Regions from separate parts of the Mus musculus genome. Here region 1 is linked to region 2. The links are chromatin loops, found by intact Hi-C in ENCODE. Cell type or tissue: heart. All regions are shown on one strand. Each heading gives the region's core, and the rest is flanking DNA. Links, peaks and the distances in the headings are about the cores only.

What was found. A loop is a pair of places that touch in the nucleus more often than their neighbours do. Peaks named below come from ENCODE experiments on the same cell type or tissue, not always from the same donor. Only the 100,000 strongest peaks of a DNase experiment are listed, where the experiment ranks them.
Region 1: it touches region 2 in a loop (3-fold over the local background); 9 of 42 quality-filtered maps call a loop at or near these places.

The regions. Positions count from the first base shown.
Region 1 is chr10:19,487,953-19,496,855 of GRCm38, reverse strand. Gm33104 (predicted gene, 33104) reads right to left here. Exons shown (of 4, transcript NR_152784.1): 2 at 5,839-5,901. Among named protein-coding and RNA genes, the nearest start is that of Gm33104, 5.7 kb to the right of the region's middle. In heart, for the core only: a CTCF peak has its summit at 5,185 (motif pointing left); a DNase peak (open chromatin) is centred at 5,155.
Region 2 is chr10:19,235,076-19,243,978 of GRCm38, reverse strand. It overlaps Gm40607 (a long non-coding RNA gene), which reads left to right and starts at 426. Exons shown (of 3, transcript XR_871478.1): 1 at 426-536; 2 at 1,141-1,314; 3 at 8,510-8,668. In heart, for the core only: a CTCF peak has its summit at 3,804 (motif pointing left); no DNase peak of the experiment used is centred there.

The DNA.
Region 1 (8,903 bases), core at 3,024-7,023, 250 kb before region 2:
AATTATTTAGATTTCACATAACTATAAAAGTAAGTCTACTATAACATTAAAGCATTAGGAAAATTATGTTTTATTTTGGGTTAGATCTAAAGTCACGTGTAGCTATTACTTATGTAAGCCAAAATCTACCAACTCAGCTTAAATGGCAAAGTTTAATTCTGGTATCCTAGGAGAAAAGCTTCAAGCATTAACTGTAATTTATATTTATAGGGAAAACACAGGAAATTTTCAACAATTTCTTGACGTTTTAATTACATAAAAGTGATTTTAACTAGTTGGTAAGTAACAGGACCATGTAGTTTTAAAAGTGCATCTTGTTTTCATTTGTGTTGATAGGGCTGGGGAGATGGATCAGTGGGTGTATTGGCTAGTTTTGTGTCAACTTGACACCGCTGGAGTTATCACAGAGAAAGGAGCTTCAGTTGGGGAAATGCCTCCATGAGATCCAGCTGCAAGGCATTTTCACAACTAGTGATCAAGGGGGAGGTCCCATTGTAGGTGGGACCATCTTTGGGTTCTATAAGAGAGCAAGCTGAGCAAGCCAGGGGAAGCAAGCCAGTAAGGAACATCCCTCCATGGCCTCAGCATCAGCTCCTGCTTCCTGACCTGCTTGCGTTCCAGTCCTGATTTCCCTGGTGATGAACAGCAATATGGAAGTGTAAGCTAAATAAACCCTTTCCTCCCTGATTTGCTTCGTGGTTATGATGTTTTGTCCAGGAATAGAAACCCTGACTAAGACAGTGGGTAATGTGCTTGCTGGCAAGCATGGAGACCTGAGTTAAGTCCCCGCTGAACATGTAACCGCTGACCAGGAACAACAACTGTGCACATTCGCATTCCCCCACCCCTGAAAGGGAAAAGTGAATGAGAGACAATCCTGGGGGCTTGCTGCCTAGTCAGTCTGGCTCAATAAATGAGCGCCATGTTCAATGACAGACCCTGTCTCAAAAAGTAAAATAGAAAACAGCAGAGGAAGACACCATAATACTCACCTCTGGCTGCCACATACATTCAGGTGCATACACAACACAGGTACATGCATGCAGGTTCATACATGGATACAGGTGCATGCATGCAGGGGCATACACCACACACCATACATGCACAAAGACGAATGTCTACCCACATATACTTCATAGACACATACAACATTGACCTGTGGAAAGAGATCACACATCGCCAACTTTTCTATAGATCCTATATGCCCTTCTATAACTTATGTGGTCAGCTTACCTTGTAATGTTCTGTGGTACTAACTGAGTCGGTCTTACTGTGGGGGGATGTTGAAAGCCACCCACTATTATTGCCTGTCTTCATAGATAGATGATGAAGCAAAGTCCCAGAGAAGCAAAATCAAGTTCAAGTCATTAAAGAAACTTTTCAAGCAGGGCGGTGGTGGCACACGCCTTTAATCCCAGCACTTGGGAGGTAGAAGCAGACAGATTTCTGAGTTTGAGGCCAGCCTGGTCTACAGAGTGAGTTCCAGGACAGCCAGGGTTATACAGAGAAATCCTGTCTTGAAAAAACGGAAGAAAGGAAAGAGAGAGGGGGGAAGAAAAGAAAGAAAGAGAGAGAGAGGAAGAAAGAAAGAAAGAAAGAAAGAAAGAGAAAGAAAGAGAGAGAGAAAGAAAGAAGGAAACCTTTCAAAATAAACTAATTATCAAAGTCATAAAGGGACAGGAGAAACAGGCAAAGGTCTCAGTCAGGAACTCTCTCTCTCCATAATTAATTTTGAAAATTCCATGTCTAATCTGGAACTAAATGTATCCTGTGGAAGAAAGTCCCCTGACTAGCATGGATAATGCTCCTTAATTCCCAGCAACCTTTCCCATCAGAAGTGGCATTCTTGAGTGCAGTAACCTCTTTTCATGCAGATTAGGCTTATTTCTACATGCTAGGTGGGTGCTTAACAGAGAGACGGAAGCTCCTTCAGTAATCACACACACTCAGCATTTGTTGAAGCATTTGTGCTCTCCTCTCCTGCACCGAGTTCTTCCTGTCCCTCTGAATGCCCTACGAGTTTAGTTTTGAAACCATCCCTATCTCCCGGTCCCACTGTCTGACCTTGAATTCTGGGCGTTTTTGTTCACTTGTCCATATCTTCACCTTTCTCTTTAGTCACTAACGTGTCTGTTTTCAGTTTCTCCGAAACTCCCAGATCTCTAAGTTTAAGGTCAGGCTCTAAACCACACCACTATCACCATGCTCTGAGTGAGCGCAGAGCAGATTCCTGGCATTAAGTAAGTCTAAGTCTCAGCTGTTTAAACAAACACATCCTGTTGCTTGCTGTGAAGGAAACCACCTTTCACTGACCCTTCAGCGAGGCTGGTTAACTTTAGAAATTTGGAGACTGTGAATCCAGCAGTGTGTTGCAGGTTCAGACCCTAATTAAACTTTATCTTGAGTCATCTTCAGACCTCCCGCTGATGTGGGGTTTTTTTGTTTTTTTGTTTGTTTGTCTTTTTTTGTTTTGTTTTTTTCTGTTCCTGTCTGTTTGTTTTGTTTTTTGTTTTTTGTTTTGTCTTCTTTTTGTTTTGTTTTTTCTGTTCCTGTCCTTGTGACTTCAAGGTAGAACCTTGAATGAATGAACTTACAGACTATTGGCTTCTACCAACCCAAAAGCTAGTAGCATCACTGGATAGCATCTAAGGTATTCCAAAAAGTCCACCTCTTTGTTGTAACCTGCTTATCAAATGTTTGCACTAATACATTTAAAAAGTACCTTAATTTGGGGTTCCCTATTTCTGGAAAAGCACGAAATTGCTACCTCGTTGGAACGTGGTATTTGGAGAAAGTAAAATCTGTGTTCCTGAGCCATAGTCACTCATAACTGGCTCTAGAATAAACTATCTCTTATCTTGTTGAGGCGAGCTGTTTCTCTCATTGACAATAATAGGGGTCTATGCAGGAGCAAGAGTGAGTCATGGTGGGAGGTTGACCTCTGGCACCCACACATGTGCACCTGCTGGTCTGAGCCAGATGAACATTAACCAGCAAGCAGTTGTCATCTCTGTAATGGTCTTGATGAATGCTAGTTTTCTTTAGTGTCATCTTGCTCTCCTCACTTGCCTTTGCTAACTTTTCAAAACATGTTGTTCCTAATACACACTCCAAAATGTAGGCTTGCTTTCCCTCCCCGCTAGCATCTGTGAACTTAAAGGTGGTCATGTTTCTAATCTTTCATGCTACTATTTAAAAACATGTCCAAGGCTAATCTCACTTGCTAGAGGTGTACTTTGGCTCAGCATTCAAATAGGATCCATCCTTTCTCCATTTCTAAAACACAAAAATCAAGTCTCCCTTACTAAATTTTTTATTTCAGTCCCAGATGCCTTAGGTGTTATACCTATCTTAGATATTATACATATATTATCTATGTTAGATATATATTATACATATATTAGATATATCTGTCTTAGATGTTATACTGCCTTAGATAGATATACTATCCTCAAACATGGTCTCCCTCCATGTGGAGCTTGGAGATCTGAGATGTGCAAGCTTGTGGTATCTGAGAAAACCGCAGAAGCACGGTGACCCCTCTCATGTTTGATACCCATCTCTCCTTATGGTGATTTACACGAAAATGGCTCTCGCGGGCTTCCAAATTTCAATTCTTAGTCACCAGGTTATGAAACCGAGAAGGCTTAGGGGGATTAGGAGGTGTTGTCTTACTGAGAGTGGACTTTGAGACTGCAAAAGCCTACACTGGGCCCTGTGTCTCTCCCTCTGTCTTCTTGATGCCCGTGGAACAGGATGTAAAGCTGCCTGCTTGCCTGCCTGCTGCCATGCTCCCTGCCATGGTGACAAAAGACCAATCCTCTGAAGCTGTAAGCCAGCACCCAGTGAAATGTCTTCTTTTCTAAGAGAAAACATTTGGTCATGATCCCTTTTCAACAATACAAAGGTAACTAAGACATCCCTGAAGCAGGTCAGACCCAAATGTTGGCTGGTTTTATGTCAACTTGACCCAAGCTAGAGGAATCAGAGAGGAGGGAGCCTCACTTGAGACAATGACTCTTAAGATCCAGCTGTAAGGCATTTTCTCAATTAGTGACCAATGGAGCCGGGCCCAGCCACTGTAGGTGGCACCATCCCTGGCCTCCTACAAGAAAGCAGGCTGAGCAAGCCATGAGGAGCAAGCCAGTAAGCCGCACCCCTCCATGCTCTGTATCAGCTCCTGCCCTGAATGAACTCCTGCCCTGTTTGAGTTCCTGTCCTCACTGCTTTTGAGGATGAACTGTTCTGTGAAACTTGGGGCTAGAAAAGCCATTGAGTCACTTCTGTAAGAGCTTGCTGCAAACAGTAAAAAAAAAAAAAAAACCTGGAGGCCTAGCTTGTGCAGTGTCAGCGGGAAGAAAAGACTCTACAGGACATTTTGTGTGAAGGATCTGTAGTTTTGGTTAGCTGGGGATGAAGAACCATCTGTGATGAACAAGATACCAGAACTACTAAAGTAAAATCCTTGCTGGATACTCAATGCTGGTTGGCCAGAGCTGAGAATTTAGCCACGATTACGAAGAAAGCAGCATTGTTGGGGTAAAACTTTCGGGGGAAGTGTTTTCAAGAGATTCAGCACACAGAAGCTGTGTTCCAGACAAGGCCATAAGTTGGACCTTGCGCTGGTAGCTGAACTTGATAGTGCGCCAACAAGGAAACACTGCCTTGAGAGCCTCAGTCTGTTGGCTCAGTCTCAGATCTGATCTCTGGGCCAGAGCTTTTGGTCCGAATCTCAGCTCTGGTACTTGGTATTTGGTATTTGTATGGCATGAGCACGTGATAAACTTCTGTGTCCCGGTTTCCTCATTTGTAAATTTCAATTAAAAATCATAGACAATGCATCATATAAATGCACACGTGATTTTAATGTACTAGCAACAGTGTTTACACTGCAAAGGTTGTCATGGCAGCTGCTTGATCCATGTACATCGCTCAGAACGATGTAGGGTACATGCTGAGCTGCATAAAGTATTATTTTTGCTTTTGAATTTCGTCCGTTTCACATTGGGGGTGGGGACACATGTTTTTGTACTTAGGGGTTTTAACTTGGAAATCAGAAAACGGTTCTGGTTCTAAATAGCTGGAGCTAACCAACAACCTTGCGGGGGGGGGGGGGGGCGCCTCACCCCATCACAACCGCTTGAGGATGCTGCCCCCTGGTGGTCCTTCTCCGGGGCTTCTACCACTCTGTTTCAGTCATGCCAGAATTTTGTTTGTCTTCTCCTTCCTTTAATCTAAAGGTCAACCTATCAGCAGCTGCAGCATTCCCTCACAAGCGTTTCTCAAAACACAGTTTGTAAGTCGCAGATGTACATATGCATTTCCACCGTTTGGGTGGCAGCTAAACGTTATACTTTTGGTAGGAATGTTTAGAAATGGTGAGAAAATTATGTGTCCACTCAGAGCACCTATTATGTAATCTTTTTAATTGATACACTTGAAAATGAGGTAAGTACCTGAGGATTCAAGCAGAGTCCTCTTTAGTACTGATATAAGCATTCATATTTAAAAAAATCATTCTTATGGACTCTAGGATAAATGTCCTATTGCATACCAAAATATAGAGTTTAAAAATATTAACGTCATTACTTTGACAAAATTTCTCAGGATCAAAGAGATAAAAGTTACAATGTTTGCACTTATGCTGCACATGTGTACTCTGTTTGGTCCTGTTTTCACCTGGTCATCTGCAGTGCCCACCCCAGCAACCTCTATCTTATTTCTTCAGGAATTTTCCACAATAACAAACAAACAAACATAAAACAAACAAACAAAAACCATTTGTTTTCAAGAGGAACTATGCAAAACTCTTCCTTTTCGGTTCTTTTGCAAACTTACATGACCCTGGAAGGTAGCTCAAGGGCGGATCACCTCGTCTGGATCACCTCTGTTACACAATTCCTAGCACCAAAAAAGGCAACATCAGAAGATCGGTGAATACTTTTTTTTTTCCTTTTAACACATTTGCTATCGTTTCTGATGGAGAATAAAGAATGAGTCTGAAGTTGTTAGGCGCTCGCTCAGCCGGCTGGAAGCCCGACATTCTCTCTATGCTTCTGCTGCCCGGCATTGTGGACAGAACATTACTCAAACCACAGGCTCCAGACTCCCAGGTAACTGAAGCCAGCAGGAAGCTCTGTTTGATATCAAGTGTGTGCTTTATCGACCTTTTTGTTGTGATGGGAAGAAGGGAACCAGCTTTGCTTTTATCTTGCCCTGTCGTAACATTGCCCAGTAGGTGGAGGCTTTTTTGGTGCACTGTGGCCAAACTCTTTGATAGATGCTGAATTTGTGATCATAAATTTTCTATAATAATAATAATGATAATAATAATAATAATAAATCAATGTTCTTTCCATCACCGTTACTAACATAAAATCTTACACAGCCACGTGTTTTATTAAAGCGGATCTAAAATTCTGCATTCAGGAACCACCACATAGAAAATACAACTTAATTTTCTTTCCTAAGAGACAGAAGCCTGTCCGTCCAGGGACAAAGGCTTACATCTAACAAAGCAATTTTGAACTTTGGAGTCAACCATATAGACTTTGAGCTAAACACAGTCTCGGTGTCTTATTATATTAGAAATACTCCTGCAGAATAAGAAAATAAAGTGTCTTTGTTTCCTCTACAAGTACTTAGTTTTCAATGAGCAAGTTAGAGTTTTTATATTTCATTTAATGAATATGCCCCCCCAATTGTTTTGCTTTTACACATGTGATGAAGCTATATTAAATCTACCCTTTTTTTTTGTAGGATGCCCTTGTGGGTTTAGACCTGAACACAATACAGTCACTGAGCAGAGACCAGGCTTAGTGCAATCACAAGCTCACCCCAGTGTTCCTGTACCATACTCTGTGGCTCCTCGTCTACTTTGGATAGTACTTGTTCCAACTCCTTAAGAGTTCTAGTAATTTACAGAAAGAATTCTCTTCATTAAAAGATGAAATGTGCTCTGTATTTTAGCCCAATATTTAACATTTAGTAGTAGTTTTGTGATTTAAGAGTCATAGATACTTTGGATGTTAATTATTTCTTTTATACCAATCTTTAGAGACATGTGCATTTAAATATCTGATTTCCCATTCTAGAAATATCGCAATCATCTCATAATTATGAATTAATGTTCTAAGCACATTTCTGTCTGTCACTATTGCCAGAATGTTTCAAGCATGTTACTGGGAAATAACCATGCAAGGAAAGAAGACTGGCTTCCTCAGTGGAGTTCTGCTTTAAAGCGCAGCTGACACTTGGGCCTGGAAATTTCTTTGTTGTAGGCAGCTGCTCTGTGTGTACATTCTATGTGCATTCTAGGATGCTTACAGAACCCTTGGCCATGTCACACCAGATGCCAGTGACATGCTACTCCTCACTGTCTGCAGACACTGCCACATGCTCTCTGAGGCAACAACTGTCAACTTCCTAACACAACAGGTTTGTTTGTTTGTTTGGTTGGTTGGTTGGTTGGTTGGTTGGTTTCACCGTAGCCTAGAACTGGCCTAGAACTCTTGTCAATCCTCTTGCCTCAGCTTCCTGAGTGTAGCCTCTATGACCAGCATCCAAGATCAGATTAATATTTCCAGCCAGCAGTCTGCTTTTCTTCCTGTGTTGACAGGCAGAATTCTGACCCCTTTGTTTGTTTCCCATCCCAATTGCAGGATAGTCACAAGCTCTGTGTCGCCATGACTTTTCATTTCTTTTTCACCCACATGTGGTTACTCCCATCATATTATTCCCTATAAATACCCACGTTTGTGATTAACCTTTTACCACAGTGGCCAGCTAGGGATAAGCAGTGGCTAAGTGAGGTGATATAGAGAGCTTGGGGTGGAGAAACCTATGAATGGCAGACCAATGTCTGAATTCTGATGACTTCACCTGAGTGTAAGACAGTTCACCCTTGAAAGGATGGTGGCACCGGATCCACAGATATTATATATAAGGACACAAAAGTATGTTTTCCTTATTGTAAGCGTCATGGCCAGAACTCCTACTCAGAACATAGGTGGACAAGAGAAAAGCATAGAAAGTTTACTTAGCCAACGTTTTGCATGACCCAAAGTGATGGCTTTCAGAAATGACAATTAAAAAACCCAGGGAACATTGTCCATTTTTCCTAGGTAGGGCTGATGAGGACCAGGCACTCATGAGGACCAGGCACTCACATGACAATGTAACTAGACACAACAGTGTGGTCTGGAGCTAGAGTGTGATCTGAGATGGAAAGCCAGCAACTCCTGTGGCTCAGATTCTCTTTGACTTTTCTGTGGCATTTCTTCTAGACACAGGACAGGGCTCCTCAGGAAAGAGGGACCGTAAGGACAAAGCAGAGAGGAGTGATCTCCCTGGGGAAGAAGAATTCTGCTTTCCGTGGCTTGCTTTACAGGAGGACAAATTACAGGAGCGAGATCGAGAGACCTGGCTTCTGATGCTTTCCGATGCCCTTTTGTTCAAAGTGCTTGCAGCAGCAAGTTCTACATTAACTTGAGACTAACTTGTAGACTCACACACAGAACTGGATCAAAGGAAAGCTGTTTGTAGATTGCATTCTTCATAACAGGTGTGCTGTTCTCTGTGCAGACTTCCTAAGAGTCTAGGTCCCCATTTCCATATAAGCTAACTGTAATTCTTGAAAAACAATCCTTTTCAAGAGTCTAGAGGTGTTAAGAAGAGAAAGGTATTCAATATGCTTTAAAGGTACCAAATACACTTCTCAAAGCTTCAACCAATACAGAAGATCAAGTGATATTTATCCATGTTCTCTCAGGAAGATAAAGGTGTGTACCATCTCCAACTTCTGCTCTTATCAAAGGCAAACCTAGCAAAGTGTTAACCATGGCCACAATGGCACAAATAACCCCATGATTTTGGAGTTGTCTCAGCAGTCCAGTTCCTTCTTG
Region 2 (8,903 bases), core at 1,640-5,639:
CTTACTTTTTCTTCTGACCCCCTGAGTGCCTGACCCCCTGACCCTCTGTGGCCCTCCCAGCTCCTTTTCTTATATGCTGCATGTGTCTTATTATCATCCCCTCACTTCTTCAGGGCTTCCCTGGCCATGCTCTTCTTTCAAGTTTCATAGCCTGCACTCAGACTCTCGAGCACCGATATGCACACATGTAAACATTAAAAAGCTAAGTGGCACATGTGAGAGAGAACATGGGACATCGACCTTTCTCCATTTGTGTTACCTTGCTTAATGCTTTTTCCTATCCATCCATTTTCTCACAAATTTTATACTTTCACTTGTCTTTGCAGGTGGATGCAACCCCACTGTGCCTAAGGAGTACACTTTTATTATCTGTTCATCTGACAATGGACACATAAGCTGCTTCCATGTGCAGGAATCTCTGTGGCAGGGACCTGGTAATTTGAGCTCTTCAAATGCTAATGGAGATCTTGAAATGAAAGAAGTTCTACTGGAGTTGGACGTGTCTCAAGGAAGAGAGAAGAAAGATGTTTCTAAGTGTGGGTTCAAATATTCATTGCAGAGGGTCTAGTGGGGAGTGAGAGTTGGAACACAGAATATATATTTCCAGAGAACAAATCAGATAATACAGAGGTAGTGAAATGTCTGACTTCTCTTCACGCTGAAGTCAGATCTGAACATCTATTGAACTCCAGTGAGAAGGCTGAGTGTGTTAAGTTTAGGTTGTTGCTTTCCATGTTCTTAGAGCTTATACCCACTGTGCCTCTGGAAGACACTAATGTGAAGGAAGAAGAAGTCGGAAGGGGAAGAGGGAAAGGAAAGAGAAGAGAAGAAAGGAAGGAGGGAGGGAGAGAAGAAGGGAAGGAGGAAAGGAGGAGGGAGGGAGGGAGGAAAGATGGATAAGGAATATTCAGGACTGAGGAATGGAGAAATAGCTTCTCCGTGGCTGCAGTTCCCTTTCAGTTAAAAAGTTTCCCATTGCAAATTGAGGCCATTATTTCCAAATTATCTATACGAGGTTTACAGGTCAAATACACAGATTCTGGTGTACAGCAGCTGAGCACGGGCTTTCGTGCCGTCACTGTGGGCTCTGAGGCAAAGAACTTACCATGCTGTGTCCCACTTTCCTTTCCTCCAAAACAGGCAGGACAATATTCCTGTTCTCATGGAGGTTTCCAGGAGGATTAAATGTGTTTCTCTCAGTGATGGGCCTGGAACTGCAGCTGACGCATGCGTATGGTAACCATGGAGCTGCCTACACCAGTGGTCAACAGAACACCTCAGGTGAGCAACCTGGAAAGCTGATCTGAAACACAGGTAAGACTTTGCTTCGTGTTTTAAGAGCAAATTGTGATGAGCATTGTCTCATTAAATCTTAACAAAGGCTGGGCTTCATTCCACCACATGAGCACGAGCCCATTCTTGCCTGAATTTTATAAATGAGACAAAACAAAACAAATAAAACAGATGTGTTACCAAGGACACACACACACACACACACACACACACACACACACACACACACCTGTTCCCTATAATGGCAAGTACCTTGGGAGTATCAGATTCATTCTTTATGTAGTAACAATGACTGTCCTGCCCTAGGCATAGAAATGGAAGAGGAAGCCTTAAATAGAAAGGAATGATGGGGGTGGAGTACACTACACAAATAAATAAAACAAAAGTCATCTGCTATTGATCCATGGAGTTTCGTGAGTATAACATATCACCTATATCTGTTTTTGTTTTTTTTGTTTTTTGTTTTTTTGTTATTGTTGCTAATACAGTAGGAGTTAAGCTTTGGGTAGATTTTTAAGATCAATTGGACTAGCACCACATCAGGGGAAACAAAAAACCAGAAAGGGTAGAACAAAAATGGTAGGACAAATATGGCATTTTCTGTGTTGTATATACCCCTGATGGCTTCCTAGGCAATCCTTCAGCCACAGTGCAGGAGCATCGCCCACACACAGGCAAGGTTTCATTTTCTGTGTTTCTTCAGCTGAATCCTAAACCAGTTAATTCCACTTCTGTACCATGTGAAAAATACCAGGAAACATATTTTTAGGGGGACCAATCTTATCATTTGCCTAATAATTCTGAAACGAATACCCATGAGGGACAGTGTTAGAAGGCAGGCTCAGATGCACACACGCAGGCAGAGATAGACTTTCATGCTGTCACACAGCAGAAGGAAACGGAAGGCTGGTTGCTTTGTAACAGCAGTCAACTGTTGTCTCCTAACAAAGGCTAAAAAACAATGTTAAAATGACTGTTGGAGCAGTCCTGTGACATTGCTATTCAGATCTACAGCCTAGGGTACAATGCAGTGCTTCTTACCCTGTGTATCACAACCCCCCAAAGACCACCGGAAAACACAGATATTTACATTACAATTCATAACAGCAGCAAAATTATGGTTATGAAATAGCAATGAAAATAATGTTATGGCTGGAGGAACCATAATACATGAGGAAGAGTATTAAAGGGTTGTGGCACTAGGAAGGCTGAGAATCACTGAGTTTTGACATTAGGGTTTCCACCTTCAATATCCCTCTACATCGTTGTACAGCTGCATAGCACATATGAAACAAACACATGTACATATAATGGAAACATGTTTTCTGTAGGTGCCCTGCTTTTTCTTGGTTCACAGCACGTGGCGGCTCAAGTCTTTATGGAAATGGTTCCACATCAAATCCACACAGTGAATGTGCAGTGTATTCAAAGCTGTCTAGGCGATGTCTCTTTCTCTTAAGCTTGCTTTTGCCCCTCCCAGCCTCTCCTTCCTGCAGACTGCTTGCTCCATCCTGAAGGACCTGGCATCCAGACGCTAGAAATGATTGTTCTCTACAATGCTAAACACAACCCACATGCCTACCTAGGCTTCCTCTACCTAAAATTCCCACTCATTTGTTGTATTTCTGTTCTACTGATTGCTACCATCAAAATCCCTTGAGTTTCATCTCAAACCTGCCTCAGTCTTCCCAGACACCAAGAGGCAGTGCTTTCTTCTAATGCATGCACCATTGAACTACATACTATTGAACATTTGAGACAGTTTACCACACTGACTCTTTGGCTCCTGTTTTCTCCTCAGACTATGAAGAGTCACCCATCAAATATGCCACAGTAAAGATGGGGACTAAGCCAAGTTGTATTCTGGCGCTACCTAGAAACTACTCTAACTATATTTTCTATAACTTACAAATACATCAAGGGCACGTTTCTTTCTTCCAGTCCTTAAGGCTATAGGGTAGACATGTTTTACCCATGTGTGTGTAGGCATTTTAAGCAAGCATCGAACACACCACCTGCATTTTCACCCTTAGCTTTTATTCTTTATGCTTCTTGTCACCAGCGCATTCCCATGTAGGGTCTGGAGTGTCTGGGGCCCAGGCAGGTCCTGGCATGGCCTTCGGACCCAAAGCCTCTATTAAATAAATAGGTAAACAGAGGCTGTAAAGAACAGGTCCAGTTGAAAGTGGTCTGAATTCTTTACTCTCTCCCTCCAGGAAGCAATTTTGCAGCACTTAATTCAGAGTCCACACCCAGCAAGTGCTTAAACACGTTTTCTTACAGCCATTTCACCTCATTTTATTCCAATAAGGAGGTTTAAAAAGCCATCTCCTTCCCTTCGTCCCTCCACCTCTGCCCTTTCCGTTCCTGTCTTTAATGAGTTTTTAGTGTTTTAGTTAACATTGCAAACCTGATAGTGACACAGAGTCTGAACAGAACAAGCAGAGTGGCTTAGAGGGTGCGGTGCGTGGTTTCTGTTTTGTTAGCTCATACTGCCCTCTTCTGGTCACTGAGCAGATTTAAAACTTGGCTGGGTAGAAAAAACAAAAAACAACCAACACCCCTCCTCTAAACTAAAAAACCAACCTAACTAACTAACTAACTAACTAACTAACTAACTAATTAAAACCATGAAGAAAACTGTGCAAAGAATAAGTGACAGTGTACAGGGAAATAAAATCTTTCCATATGAATAACCATGACATGAAAATATGCAACACCACTGCCTATGTGTGACTAAGTAACATTTTTTGTTGTTGTTGTTATTCTTAAAATCCAAAATACTGCTGTCTTCTCATTTTTGTCTCTTTGTCATTTTTACGTGGGTAAATTCATGCAATCTGTTGAGAAGAACGTCACTGGAATGGCTTAGGGGTTCTCTTCCTTGTTCCAGCTCCCCTGAAAGCTTGTGGGGATAGGGCAGTTTGCTCTGTAACCAGCGGTGTGGTGTCTTGCCTGGGCTCATTAGTTAGGTGAACAGGGTCCAGGAGCCTTCTCAGCTCTCAGCTGTACTTCATCTGCTTGCGGCTGGAGCGATACCTGCTCTGCCTTCCTTATCAAGGATAACAGAAATAGAATGAAGACACAGCCTATGATGTTTATCTACAAATAAACGCACTGTTGTTATTTTTAATTAGTGTGTGTGTGTGCGTGCACGTGTGCATGTCTGAGTGTGTGTATGTGTGTGTGTGCGTGCACGTGTGCGTGTCTGAGTGTGTGTGTGTGTGTGTGTGTGCGTGCACGTGTGCGTGTCTGAGTGTGTGTGTGTGCGTGCACGTGTGCATGTCTGAGTGTGTGTGTGTGTGTCTGAGTGTGTGTGTGTGTGTATGTATGTGTGTGTGTGTGTGTGTGTATGTGTGCGTGCACGTGTGCGTGTCTGTGTGTGTGTGTGTGTGTGTGTGTATGTGTGTGTGTGTGTGTGTGTGTGTGTGTGTGTGTGTGTGTGTGTGTGTAGGTCAGAGAACACCTTGCAAGCATCAGTTCCCTCCTGATATTTGACATTAGGGATATTGAAGGTGGAAACCCTAATGTCAAAACTCATTGATTCTCAGCCTTGCTACTGCCACAACCCTTTAATACTGTTCCTCACGTATTATGGTTCCCCCAGCCATAACCCCCATGTGGGTTCTGTAAATCTAACTTGGGTCATCAGGCTTAGTGGACACCTTTACCCACTGAGCAATTAGTTTGCCCAAGAAGACATTTGCAATACGGATTTTAGGTGTTATAGTTCCCAGTGAAGTTCAGCTTCATTAAAAACCAAACCAAACCAAACCAAAAAAAGAAAAAATCCTTGCTATTTTAAGATAATGAAAGTATGTTGATAGCTATAGATCTAAAACGACAAAATTTCAGCCTTTCCTTTCCTGGAACTCTTTAGGAGAACAAAGACAAATGACTTTCCTGAACGATTTCCAACACAATCTTAGGGAAAGACAGGGTGTTTCCTTAATACTCAGAGAACACTGAAAGCCCAAGAATACTGTTGTAAACACAGACTTAGTGTTGTATTTAATGATAGCTTGTAGTCATCTGATAGATTTTGTATCTTTAAAAGAAAAACAAAACCTCACTGCTGACTGACTGTACACTATGGCTGTGCAGAATGGAGTAACGCACCTTAGCACTGCATGCCCACAGAAGAATCCTGTGCATCATTCGATCTAGCAAGGACAGAAACTGAGGCTTAGGAAAGTTGAAAAGCTTGCCCACGGTTATATGATTATTAAATGGTAGGATCTAAGCTAAAGCTGGCTTGGCCCAACGTCTTTGTGCCAGCAAAGGTACTTGCCACCAAGCCCGAGGACCTGAATTCAGACCCTGGGACCCACATGGTGGAAAGAGAGAACTTAATTCCAGCAAGTCATCCTCTGGCCTCCACACATGCTTCCTGGCAAGTGAACACACACACACACACACACACACACACACACACACACACACTCATACACACACAAATAATTAAATAATAAAAATGTCAAAAGGAAAGGTGAAACCTTGGAGTCAAACAACTGCTTGATTTTGATTGATCTCTATTTGTCTATGCTAAATCTGTCGCGCCTACACTTTACATTGTGTCTGTTAGCTTATGGGAAATGAAATGCTCTTACCAAATAAACCGGGGAAATGTATATTCTGTTTATAAATTTGAAAGCGATATGGCGTTTTCACTTTTGTCTTTTAAGTGATGTAAACTTATCTAAGAATGTTTTTCAAAATGAGGAATAAAGAATTGAAGAGCAATGAGCTCACACAATCATGTGATGTTTGAAGAAGCTCAGGTCTTGGGCTGCTTTCTCTAAAGGATGCATACGCTATCCTTGATCTAAAGCTGACGTGATATATAAACATAACGTTGAACTAGTAAAGAACATATGTTTAAGAAACTTCACGTGTGCTATGTCTTCATGTGACATAAACAGTGACTTCAGATACCTTGGTTAGGGCCATTGCCTAGCCACAGCAGGACCTTGATACCTCTATATTGCAACAGTGTTGACCAGACTAAGGAGCTGGGGCCCTGGCCAGTTCAAAAATCTATCCATAGTCTCCCATTCTTCATCCACCACCTTCTCAGAAGGGCGTTCTGGATACCAGTCTGAGGCTGAGGCTGACATTACCTCTGAGGTTCAGGATCCTGACAGGGTATCAGACTCTGCAGTTTCTTCTTGTAAACCATCCTCAAAGTCTTCTACTTCACAAATTCAATATTCTTCTCACCCTCAACGTTCAAAAGAGCCAATAACCCCATCTACTGTAAATCTGAGTTGCAATCGGATCTTTAGAAGGTAAACACATCATTCTAGAACGCACTATTCATCGCTTACAATGCCTTGTAGCAGCCTCCCAGGAGGTCTCGTTTTCTCACTCCATCCCAATACACTGGGCATTGATAGGAATACAGAGATGAAAGGAAGTAGGAAGAAGTGGAGGGGAGGGGAGGGAGAGAATGGCAGACTGAACTGAAACCATTCACGAAGACAATCTAGTCAAAGGCAAGCTCAAGAGAAGTATATCTCTGTGGAAATCATCAGTGTTCAGAGCTGAGTAAGACTTGGCGGAAATGCTAAATACAACATGTACTTATGCTACTGAACATGGAGAGATCAAGATGGTGTTTAACTGGAAGCTGCACCACTACAGACCAGGGCTCGTGGTGCTGGAAGGTACTTGAGGAGAAAAGCGAATTTTCAGTCTCACCTAGCTTTAGACCCTGTGAGCTACAGTAAAAATCTGTCTGCAGGGCTGGAGAGCTGGCTCAGTGGTTAGGAGCACTGACTGCTCTTCCAGTGGTACTAAGTTCAATTCCCAGCAACCACATGGTGGCTCACGACCATGTATTGTGAGATCTGATGCCTGTTCTGGCACATAGGCATACATGCAGATAGAACACTCATATACATAAAGTAAATAAATCTTTTAAAAAATCTGTCTGCATAAGTGAACAAACATTTGATTAGATTTAAGGCCCACTACATGAGACAGAACCCATACTTGACACTGTCAATGAGACCATGAACTTGAGACTTTGTAGGTCATGGACCCTAGAGAAAACCTACTACTGTTACTCCATTAATACAGCATTAATCATGTACATTAATACAGCTATAAAATGACTCCTAGGAACATATTGCTATACTCATAGAACAGTGTATTGCTCAACCATTATCAGAGAAACTTCTTCTTGCTGTAGATATTAATTAAAACAGAAACCCACAGCTAGACAACATACAGACGGTCAGAGACTTTGTAGGACTCACCCCTACATGAGATGTCTTTATTAAAAAGGCCCACTGATGGATGTGGAAGAGGAGGTGGGAAGGTTGTAAGGACAGAGGTGGTATAAGACTCCATGGACTCTGTGAACACAACAAAGCTGATGTCCATGTGAACTCACAGAGGCCATGGCAACTCACATGAGACCTATACAAACTCAACGCAGGCAAAATTCTACCAAGAAGATGCTAAGTGAGAACAAAGTCTCAGTCCCAACTAAGACACTGTTTGAAATTGATAGCTGCTGGGGAAGGAAAATCGGTTTTGTTTGTTATTGTTGCTTTTCCAATGGAGTGACACTGGGTATCTCAACTACACTTCATGGCAGGGCTGAGGCTAAGGAGTAGTTAAACAACAGACAATGGACTCCATGTGTTTTTATGGGGTTGTTTTTGTTGTTGTTTTGTGCTTTTTGTTTTTTGTTGTTGTTGTTGGCTTAGTTTGATTTTGAGCCTTTTTTTTAAGAGAAAGAACATGAACTTGGGTGTGTAGGAAGTGGAAGGGTCTTGGAAGAGCTGGAGGAGGGAGAAGAATATGATCAAAATATATTATATGGGAAAAATAGAGTTGGTGGGACACCTCCTCTATTCCACCATGTGATTCTGGAGACTGAACTTGGGTCGTCAGATTTGGCTGGAAGTGTCTTTATTCCATGAGCCATCTTGCCAGCCACATGCTTTCCTTTAATGTGCGTGGCAAGCATCCACATACAGGTCTTGATACTTGCATAGCAAGCATTTTACTCATTAAGCTAATGCTCCCTCTCTCAACCCTCAAGCTCTTCCTCAGCAAGGATCACTATCCTCCAAAGATGTAAAGATGGAACTGGATAGGTTGATGTTGAACCTTATTCATTATCTGAGTAACATGACATATATGCTTAACCTGCAGCCCAGTTTCAGCCCACTAAGACATGATAATGGCACTGCTTTTATTTCAGAGGACTGTCGTGGTGCTCATGTTGTATGCAGCCGGAGCCTAAAAGATGGTGCCGGGCTCCAATACACCGTCGCCGTAAATAATACCACTGCGCAGGCGCTAGCCTGAATCTGGCGCCAACCCCTCCCAAGCGGGTGCATGCAAATTAAGGTGCCGGCAGACTGACCAATCCCAGGAGGACACAAAGTTTTCCCTGTGCTGGGGTGTATATAAGGAGTCCTTTCTGGGTTCCCAGGGTTCCCGTAGCATCGGGGCAATAAAGCTGTTGAGAAGAATCCGACCGTGTTGCGTTTTTTCCTTGCCGGATGAGGTGGGCGCGACATCATGTGACTTAATACAAGTAGGGCCTGGAGCATTGCCTGCACACAGTTGGTGTGACACAACTATGATACTGC